2 separate regions of the Mus musculus genome follow, and region 2 is linked to region 1. The links are chromatin loops, found by intact Hi-C in ENCODE. Cell type or tissue: left cerebral cortex. All regions are shown on one strand.

Region 1 (4,000 bases):
TGCTGCCGGGACTCTGAATGCATTCAAGCACAGTCCGAGGACCTGCCTGGGCTCCTGTAGGTTCCTTAGTTCCTTCACGCAGTCAGAAAGGTGGCAGGTCATGGTACGGTGGCCAAATGAAGAATGCTGAGAGACAGTAAGCAAAAAAGGCATGAGAGGAAGCCCCCTCCGGAGGACCTGTGTGGGAGAAGTCAAGACGCTTTGATCAAAGAGCCCAGAAGGTGCTGAAGGAGACTCCAACGTCACCCAAGGCATTTTGGTCTCCTCATCAAAGTGGAAGTGCTGTGCCTGGTGTTAGACGGCGAGGCAGTCTGTGTTATCTCTCTGCCAGGGGGAAATGAGCAGTGAGCCAGTTACACCGATGACATCACCCCCTGGGGTATGACACCAGGTAGGTTCCCAGCAGTCTGCACACACAGGGACCGAAGACTTTCATCCCAGGACCTGACCTCCACACCAGTGGGCCCCATGCTTTCTGACTGCAAGTTTTTCTTGACAGAGAACCCAGCATGGAGACTGCAGAGCACAGACAGATCAAAAGCTGTCTGTTTTAAGAAAAGGGGTCAGGACACCCCAAGAATGGGTGCCTCCTCCAGGACCCACAGTGTGCTCGATAAGAGTCAAGGCTGAAAAACCACCATACTATCCCTTATTAATCCCCTAATCAATGAATTTAGAGAGCACTTGAGCCCACAGACTCCACAGCTTGTTGGCCAGCTGCAAAGCCAAGCAGCTCCCCGGTCCCTGCCACCACCCACACAGGGACACACTTCCATGTCCCTCTGTACAGAGAAGTGTCGAGAGTCACCACCACCCACTTCAAGAATTGTGTCACAAGAAATCCTACCACATCCCTACCACATCCCAGGCGGGAGAGCACCAGCCCCCTCACCCTTCTGTAGCCAGAACAAACGTGGGAGGAGCCTGCATCCTGGCAGGAGGATGCCACCAAAGAGGCAGCTGAGGGAGCAACAGAGTGCTGGGTGCCAGTCCCAGTTCTGCCCTTCACCGGCTCTGTAATCAAGCGAATCTTTCTGAACTTGGGTGTCCACAGCCAAAAGACAGGACAACCCACTGTCCTGAGGCCTTGTAGGACTGGTTTTGGGTTTATAGGAGGGATCTTTTTTTCAAGTGCTTTATAAAGCACTCCCAAATGTTAGCTATATTTACATTGATTTTTATTGCTGGATTCCCAGGAGCCGACTCGGCTTCTATTCAAGGCCTTTTGTGACTGATGCCAGGCACCCTCACAGGCTGGGCAGAGGGACAGGCTGCTGACCCCATGGCACTGTCAGACCCTGGACACTGAAAGGCCCAGGTCTCGTGAATTCCTGGCTCCCACCCCTACTCGGGGTGGGGGGGCAGTATCCAGATTAGATGTTCTATCTGTCCAGGTGGGGGTGACAGGGGTCCCTAGTAAGCACAGAGATGGCCTGAGAGAGACTCAGTGGGCTGGGGTACATCCCAAGTCTGACCCGACCTCCTGACTCAGTCTGCCCTGCCACAACCCTCCCCCGCAAACCAAGTCTCCCAGGACTGGTGACACAGGCAACGCCTGCTGACTTGGTCCCCTACTAAAAGCAATGCAAGCTGGGAAAGAGTCAGCTTCTAGACAGCAGGCCTGGGAACTTGGGAGGCAATGTGGAGGGAAACAACCAGAATGTGAGCCCATCTATCCCCATTGCTGTTCAAAACTGTCCTGAGGCAGGCAGGGCTGCTCAGACATGCAGCGGCATCCTTACCCGGGAGCAGAAAGAGACCCACACACACTCTGAGACCTCACTCTCCTGTGCGGGTGCAGAGACTCTGAGGGGAGCCCGGGGGCGTGCGGGGCTACCAATGTGAAATGTGTGCTCGGACCTTAAGAACCACACCCAGCTGAGAACCACGGCTGTAGCCTGTGCCTTCCCTTTGGCTGCACAGCAGTCAGAACCTACTGGTAACTTTAGGGTACAACAACATTGGGGTGCATTCCACAGAGCGGCACTCTACTAGTGCCCCCCGCCCCATGCTTCTTTAAATGTTCTTGGAGAGAAGCAGGCATGGAGGATTCTCAGGGCCGAGGAAGTGCTCTGTGGGACACTAAGATGGCTGGTGTGTGCAGCTACAGCTTGCCCATGCCCCACAGGCACAGCACCACCAGGAGTGCACACTGATGGCAGCCGAGGGATCCGAATGGCAATGATGTAGCCAAGAAGGTTCACCGACTGCAACTGCATTACTCCGGGAAGATTCTGGTAACCAGGGATGTACTCGGCAGGGGGATATAGCAATTGCATGATGTACTCTCTAATGCTGCTGTTTTGTTTTAAACCCCCCAGGTCAAAGATTGCAGATATAGAGTCCATAAAGACTCTATCAATCATGCATGAAGTCCTGCGTTCGGTCCCCAACACTACATAAAATACGTCTAGTGGTACACATCTATAAGCCCCAAGCTTGGGGGCTTCACTGTGCCCTACGTTACACCAGCCAGGTCCCTACGGAGCCTGAATTCCTCACTGGTGAACTGATAGCACACTTGTTGGCCCTAAACCACCCTGCAGCAGCAAGGGCCTAAAGGGACAGACAGAGCTGATGGGGGGTGGGGGGGGCAGAAATTCAAGGTCATCCTTGGCTAACAAGTAAATTGAAGGGTAGCCTGGGCTACAAAATATCTTGTCTTAAAAAAGAAAAATGAAGCTAAGTAAAAGCAATCTCCCAGGTAGTTGTAATCCTGATTGTGTGTGGACAGGACAATCAGGCTTCAGAGACAACTGGTGTAAAAACAAACAAACAAACACCCATCATGACCTCTGAGCTTGGCTAGGACTCAGCCGGGCCCAGGATAACGCAGGACACACAGCTTATGTACTCAGAGTGCCAGAGGAATGCAAGGCAACATTTGCTGCATGGAACGAAGCATCTAACTGCCGGCCTCAGCTCCTGCCCAAAACCACGCTGGGCTGGAGGCCGGACTGACATCACAAGAGGGGGACTTGTATTACCCACCAGGAAACAGAGCCAAAGTGGCAAAAGTCACTGGAACACACGGATCCCTTCATCCTGTAAAGACTGTCCATTTGCTCCAGAGCAGGCACCAGGCTGGAACACAGGCTGTGCCCCCTGACTGTCTGCTTAGAGCAAGAAGGATGCCTGGAGGCTGAGTCTGGAAGCAGGGAGAGGCCTTCCCAGCAAGCAGCCTCAGGAAGGAGGCGCCCATATTCTGATGGCGCCAGCCATGTGAGAACCACCAGTACAAACAAGACCGTTCGAGAATGGTCGTTTCAGATAACCCACCAGTTCAAACAGAAGACAGCACGCTCTGTCTCCAAGGACGGCCATGCCTTGACTCTATAAGCCTTTTACTGGAGTATGCACACGTGATAAGAACAGAACTCTGTTCAATTCCCAGCATCACAAGGAAACGAAGCGGTGCCTTTAAAAGAGAGAGGGAAAGTGAGAGCGTGTATGTAAGTGGACACCCAGGACCAAGACGGAGACACAAACATTTGCAGGCCCCTTGTGTTCCCACACAGCACCCTCTCCCCACGGTGCTCCGCCTCTGGCCTGCCTCTCACCTCCAGAGCACAGATCCACATGCCCTCGACCTTCCCCTACACGGAAGGTAGGCTTTGTACACTCGCTAACTTAGCATCTCTACTAGATTCAACTGCAAGACTCAGCTATGGCAGCAGACGGTTCACCCTCATGGATGTGTCCACTGCACTCTTCTGATTGGCATAAGCAAGTCTTTCCCCTGGAGGCAGACTCACAGGGTCAGATTGATCAAGCCACTCTTCCAAACCCCAATCAGCCCCTTACCCCGCTGGGCTCCCCTCCATCCCCAGCCCATACATCACGTGCATTCATTACCATTTCAGTCTCTTGCTCTGTAATCATGTGTGCTCCAGAAAGGTCCTTTGCTGCATTCCCTGGGCGGATGTAGCTTGGCCCGGGACAGATGCACCAGAAGCTCTGCCTAGCCAGAGGAACTCCTGCCCTCACATGTGCACACAAG
Region 2 (4,000 bases), 59 kb before region 1:
CCCAGAGGTGTCACTTCCAGAGAACAGGCGACATCCAGCACTGGGCAGACCAGACCCTGCCTTCCAACTCTCAAGTACGCAAGAGAGCCTAGAGAGGAAGAGGGGCCAAGAAAGAAGGACATGCCCGCCTAGTGATGTCCCAGTTCCTTTATACTAATTTAGAGATGGCTACCCACACTCTGAACTGCAGACCTCTGGCTGCCTACCCTATGCCAACCCTGGGAAGGGAGGGGGTCACTGGGACCCCAGTTCCCTGCTCTGGCTCCTGTCGCCAGAGTCATTCCAGTATACCTGTGAAATCGCAGTGGACTAAAAACCATTACTGCTCGCTCGCATTTTGGGTTCATCCACCACCAGGAAAAGGATAGCCTCTGCTAGATTTGAGAGCCTGGGGTACAGCAGCAGATAAAACAGAGGTCAGGTATGCTGCTGGGACCTGGAAGGAAACAAAGCACCCGAGGGGAGTGCTGAGGTGGGGTGTGCAGGCGGCCAGCTTGAGAGGGAGTCGGCTGAGCATGAGGGGGAGCCCAGCATGAGGGGGAGCCAGCTGTGACCAGTCCAGCGGGTGAACACTGAACCACCTTGCTGAGAGGGATGGAGGATGGGATGAGGACCTGCAGCATCAGGGCAGGAGCTCTGGCGGGCCAGGACCTCAGTTCCCAAAGCTGCCCGTGGGGAGCCATGGGAAGCGCAGGGTGGCCTCACCAGCAGGGACAGGATAAAGGAATTTTGGGTAAGCCTGGGCTGGGAGCCGGAGCGGCTATTTCTGGCTCTTGGAGGAAGGGTACTGTTGTTGATTTATCTGTCATCTTATTTTTGGAAGGGAGTTGGGCTAAGTGGCTTTTTTTGGTGAGGTTGTCTTCCTCTGAGGGCTGAAAATCATCAACCCCTGAGAAACTCCGAGCCTCCCCGCTTCCCACTCTTCTACCTCACAACCAGCATGAGGCTGGGATCTCACACAGGAACGACCGCTGGCATCCAGGCCACACAGAGTATCCTGTGCACTCTGCAGGTAACCACAGGGCAGGAGCTGAACCACTCACCAGCTGGAACCTTTGAAAGGGGACCGAATGAGCTAAGCTGGGTTGTCAGGAGTCTGGCGTGCAGCCAGGACCCAGCGGAGGAGACACACTGAGGAGCAGACATGTTCTGAGTCACAGCCATTCCCTGGTCCATGTCCGGGCTCTTACTGGCTTTTCTCAGTCTATTTCTGTTTCCATCTTCACCGTTTTATTTTTTAATAAATGAATCTCCCTTTTTCTTCTCTGCTTTTACAGAACACCGGTACACATGCGATTCCCTATGACCTTGTATCCCTGGTTGCTTGACTGCTGAAATTTCCCCCCAACATGCAGTGACTGGGCTCCAACACAGGGGGGGGGGTGGTCCACGGGAATGGTCTTTTCTCTGGTTCCTCCACACTGTGTCCCCAAGGGATGGAAGCACTACACTGCAGCACCAGCAATGAATGACCGTGCCGTTATGAAAGGACAGGATGAGGAGTGTGGTGAGGAATATCCCATCTCTCTCTAGGATCGTTCACCAGGCCTGACTCAGGGTGAGGCTGGGACAGGTAGCCTTCTGGGGCTTGAGTCCTGCTCAGTAGTCTGGAGTGACAATACAGCACAGCTGCAGGAAGAGAAAATATGCGGTGACATGGATGACACGAAGCTAACCACTCTGGGGTAGTGGGCAGAGCCTGGTGGTCTGTCCTCACCCTTCTCTCTAGTGCGGAGAAGGCACACCAGGCTGTCAGGCCAGGTCAGGCTAGGGAGAACCAGCAGCTCCTATTCCCAGTCACCAGAACTCCCAGGAGAGATGGGCAGCCAAGGCGCAGCAGCCCAGGCTAGAACTCCCTGTTCAGACTCTCAATTCTAATTATACCCTGGATAGACCAGGGAGGGCGCCACAGGAGGCCACACGTGACCAGGCCTAGTGACCATGTCCGTTCTGGTCTATACAGACTCTGCAGGCTCAGTCGGAGCTGGGTAACTCCCTAGACTTCCCAGAGCTTGGGTTTCACAGAGTTCAGCACAACAGGCCATGCCTGTGGCTGCACCCAAGCAGGCTGGCGAGCACACAAATGAGCAACGCACCAGACTACGCTCCCACCTTCCCTGCTCTGAGGGGGGAATCCACAGGAAAAGTGGGTTCCCACAGGCTCGGTGGTGTGACAGCCAGGGTCTGTCAGAACTGGGTGCAGCTTTGCCATTTCTTTCTCCCAAGGTCCCTGAAGTATGGTAGGAAATGGTTTTCATTCAAAGGGGGCGATGAGGGAGGGGGGCGATGAGGGAGGGGGGCGATGAGGGAGGAGGGCAATGAGGGAGGGGCCCATGGTATTGTTAGCACATGACAGTAAGACACAGGATCAAGGTTCTCCCTGACTCCTCTGAAAACAAGCATTGACACGGAACCAGATCTTAGGTCCTCCTCTCTGTGTGTGTTGGACCCTAGGGACTCCTTCCTGGCCTGGGGAACTCTTGCTTGTCACTCAAGCCAATTCTCTTGCCTGGATGGCCTTGCCGGGCACCCCTTTCTGTTCACATGGGAGGAGAACCCTGCTGTTGTGCTTGCCCTAACCAAATGACGCACCCCACTGTCTGACTTGGCTAGGCTCTAACAGGTCAGAGGAGGACCCAGGACACCCAGGTCTGCATCCCAGTCCCACCCCTCACGATCAGCTCATTTGAAACTTTTACTTCTCCGTGCCTCAGTTTCCCTACAATGAGGTCAAGACAAAATCAGTACCCGCTCCTCCGCTCCGGCGTGGAGAGAACGCATTTAAATTATGAAAGAATTTAAATTACAAAAGGGACACAGATTCACCTCTTGCCATCTTTGCTTTAAACTCTTTCTGTTTGGTAAGAGATAAACTGTTAAAGGCATGGAACCTAGTCTACTACCTGGCTTGCAGGGCCTGTTGCCTCAGTGGGAGCTGAAGAGGTGCCCTAGTTCAAGTCCTGATAAGATCATACCAAGAACTGGTTGTAGTGTCATTATTGTGTGCTTGTGTGTTGTACCCATATACACACTGTACATGGAGTGGTGAAGGGGCAGTCATCGTGCCTTCCTCAATCACTTTCCATCTTTTTTTTTTTTTTTTTGAGACGGGGGTCTCTCTCTGAACCTGACTTGCCAGCAGGCTCCAGGGATCCATCTGTCTCTACTTCCTGCCCCCAGTACTGGAGTTAGGGCTGCACACTGCTGTGTCTGCTCTGATGTGGGTGCTGGGGGTCTGAACTTGGGTCCTCATGTTTCTGGAGCACACTGAGCCACTCCCCAGCCATGGCTGCTCTGGCACGGTCAGCCCAGGCTGCTGTGGGTCAAGCCGTCAGCGGGAGTGAGCCATGTTGGAGATGCTCAGCAGAAGGGATCAAATGCTGACTACACACCATAGTGCAGGGACAGGGTACAAGCTGGGCACTGAAATCTCTGTAGCTCGGGGCCAGGAGAGTGTGGAGAAGAAGCCATCTCTGGGACGAAGATTCCCCCAAAGTAAAATGTGGCAGTGGTGATGAGCATTGCCTGAGGCCCCAGAGCCAGTCCTGTCACTATCATCTGTGCCTCTAGCCAGGTCACCACACTTCTCTCTCTTATCTGGTCTCCCTCATCTGCAGATGGAACGCTTTTACACCATCTACCTCTTGGACTGCTAAAGGAACATACGAGGCTACACTCATGCAGGGCGTTTGAAAAGTTCAAGAGGGCAAGGTAGCCCTGTTCCAATGTGATAGCGCCCTCTAGAGGGCACCTGGAATGCCCCAGCCTCAGCTCACTCACACAGGATCATCTAGGCCTGCTCTCCTAGGACATCAGACAAGGCAGCCCCCGTGGTCCCAGGACTGGGACTGCATCCCAGCTGCCCCTAGGTGTTCCTGGAATTCACAATCAGGAAATTGCTCCCGGAGCCTGTCACACATAACCGTCTTCTCTCCCCAGTGTTCTACCCCAAACCTGCGGCTCCCTGGCATCTCACAAGTCTCAGCACTGCCTTGCTACC

Evidence for each region. Hi-C counts contacts between places; a loop is a spot of excess contacts. Peaks named below come from ENCODE experiments on the same cell type or tissue, not always from the same donor. Only the 100,000 strongest peaks of a DNase experiment are listed, where the experiment ranks them.
Region 2: it touches region 1 in a loop (6-fold over the local background); 1 of 42 quality-filtered maps calls a loop at or near these places.

Annotation. Positions count from the first base shown.
Region 1 is chr12:102,652,333-102,656,332 of GRCm38, forward strand. The region is part of intron 2 of Itpk1 (inositol 1,3,4-triphosphate 5/6 kinase); the gene reads right to left. Among named protein-coding and RNA genes, the nearest start is that of Mir1936, 31 kb to the right of the region's middle. In left cerebral cortex, a CTCF peak has its summit at 1,942; DNase peaks (open chromatin) are centred at 293, 892 and 1,525; H3K27ac peaks cover 1,716 bases.
Region 2 is chr12:102,592,859-102,596,858 of GRCm38, forward strand. The region is part of intron 4 of Itpk1 (inositol 1,3,4-triphosphate 5/6 kinase); the gene reads right to left. Among named protein-coding and RNA genes, the nearest start is that of Chga, 40 kb to the left of the region's middle. In left cerebral cortex, CTCF peaks have their summits at 1,902 and 3,744 (motif pointing left); a DNase peak (open chromatin) is centred at 1,026; H3K27ac peaks cover 832 bases.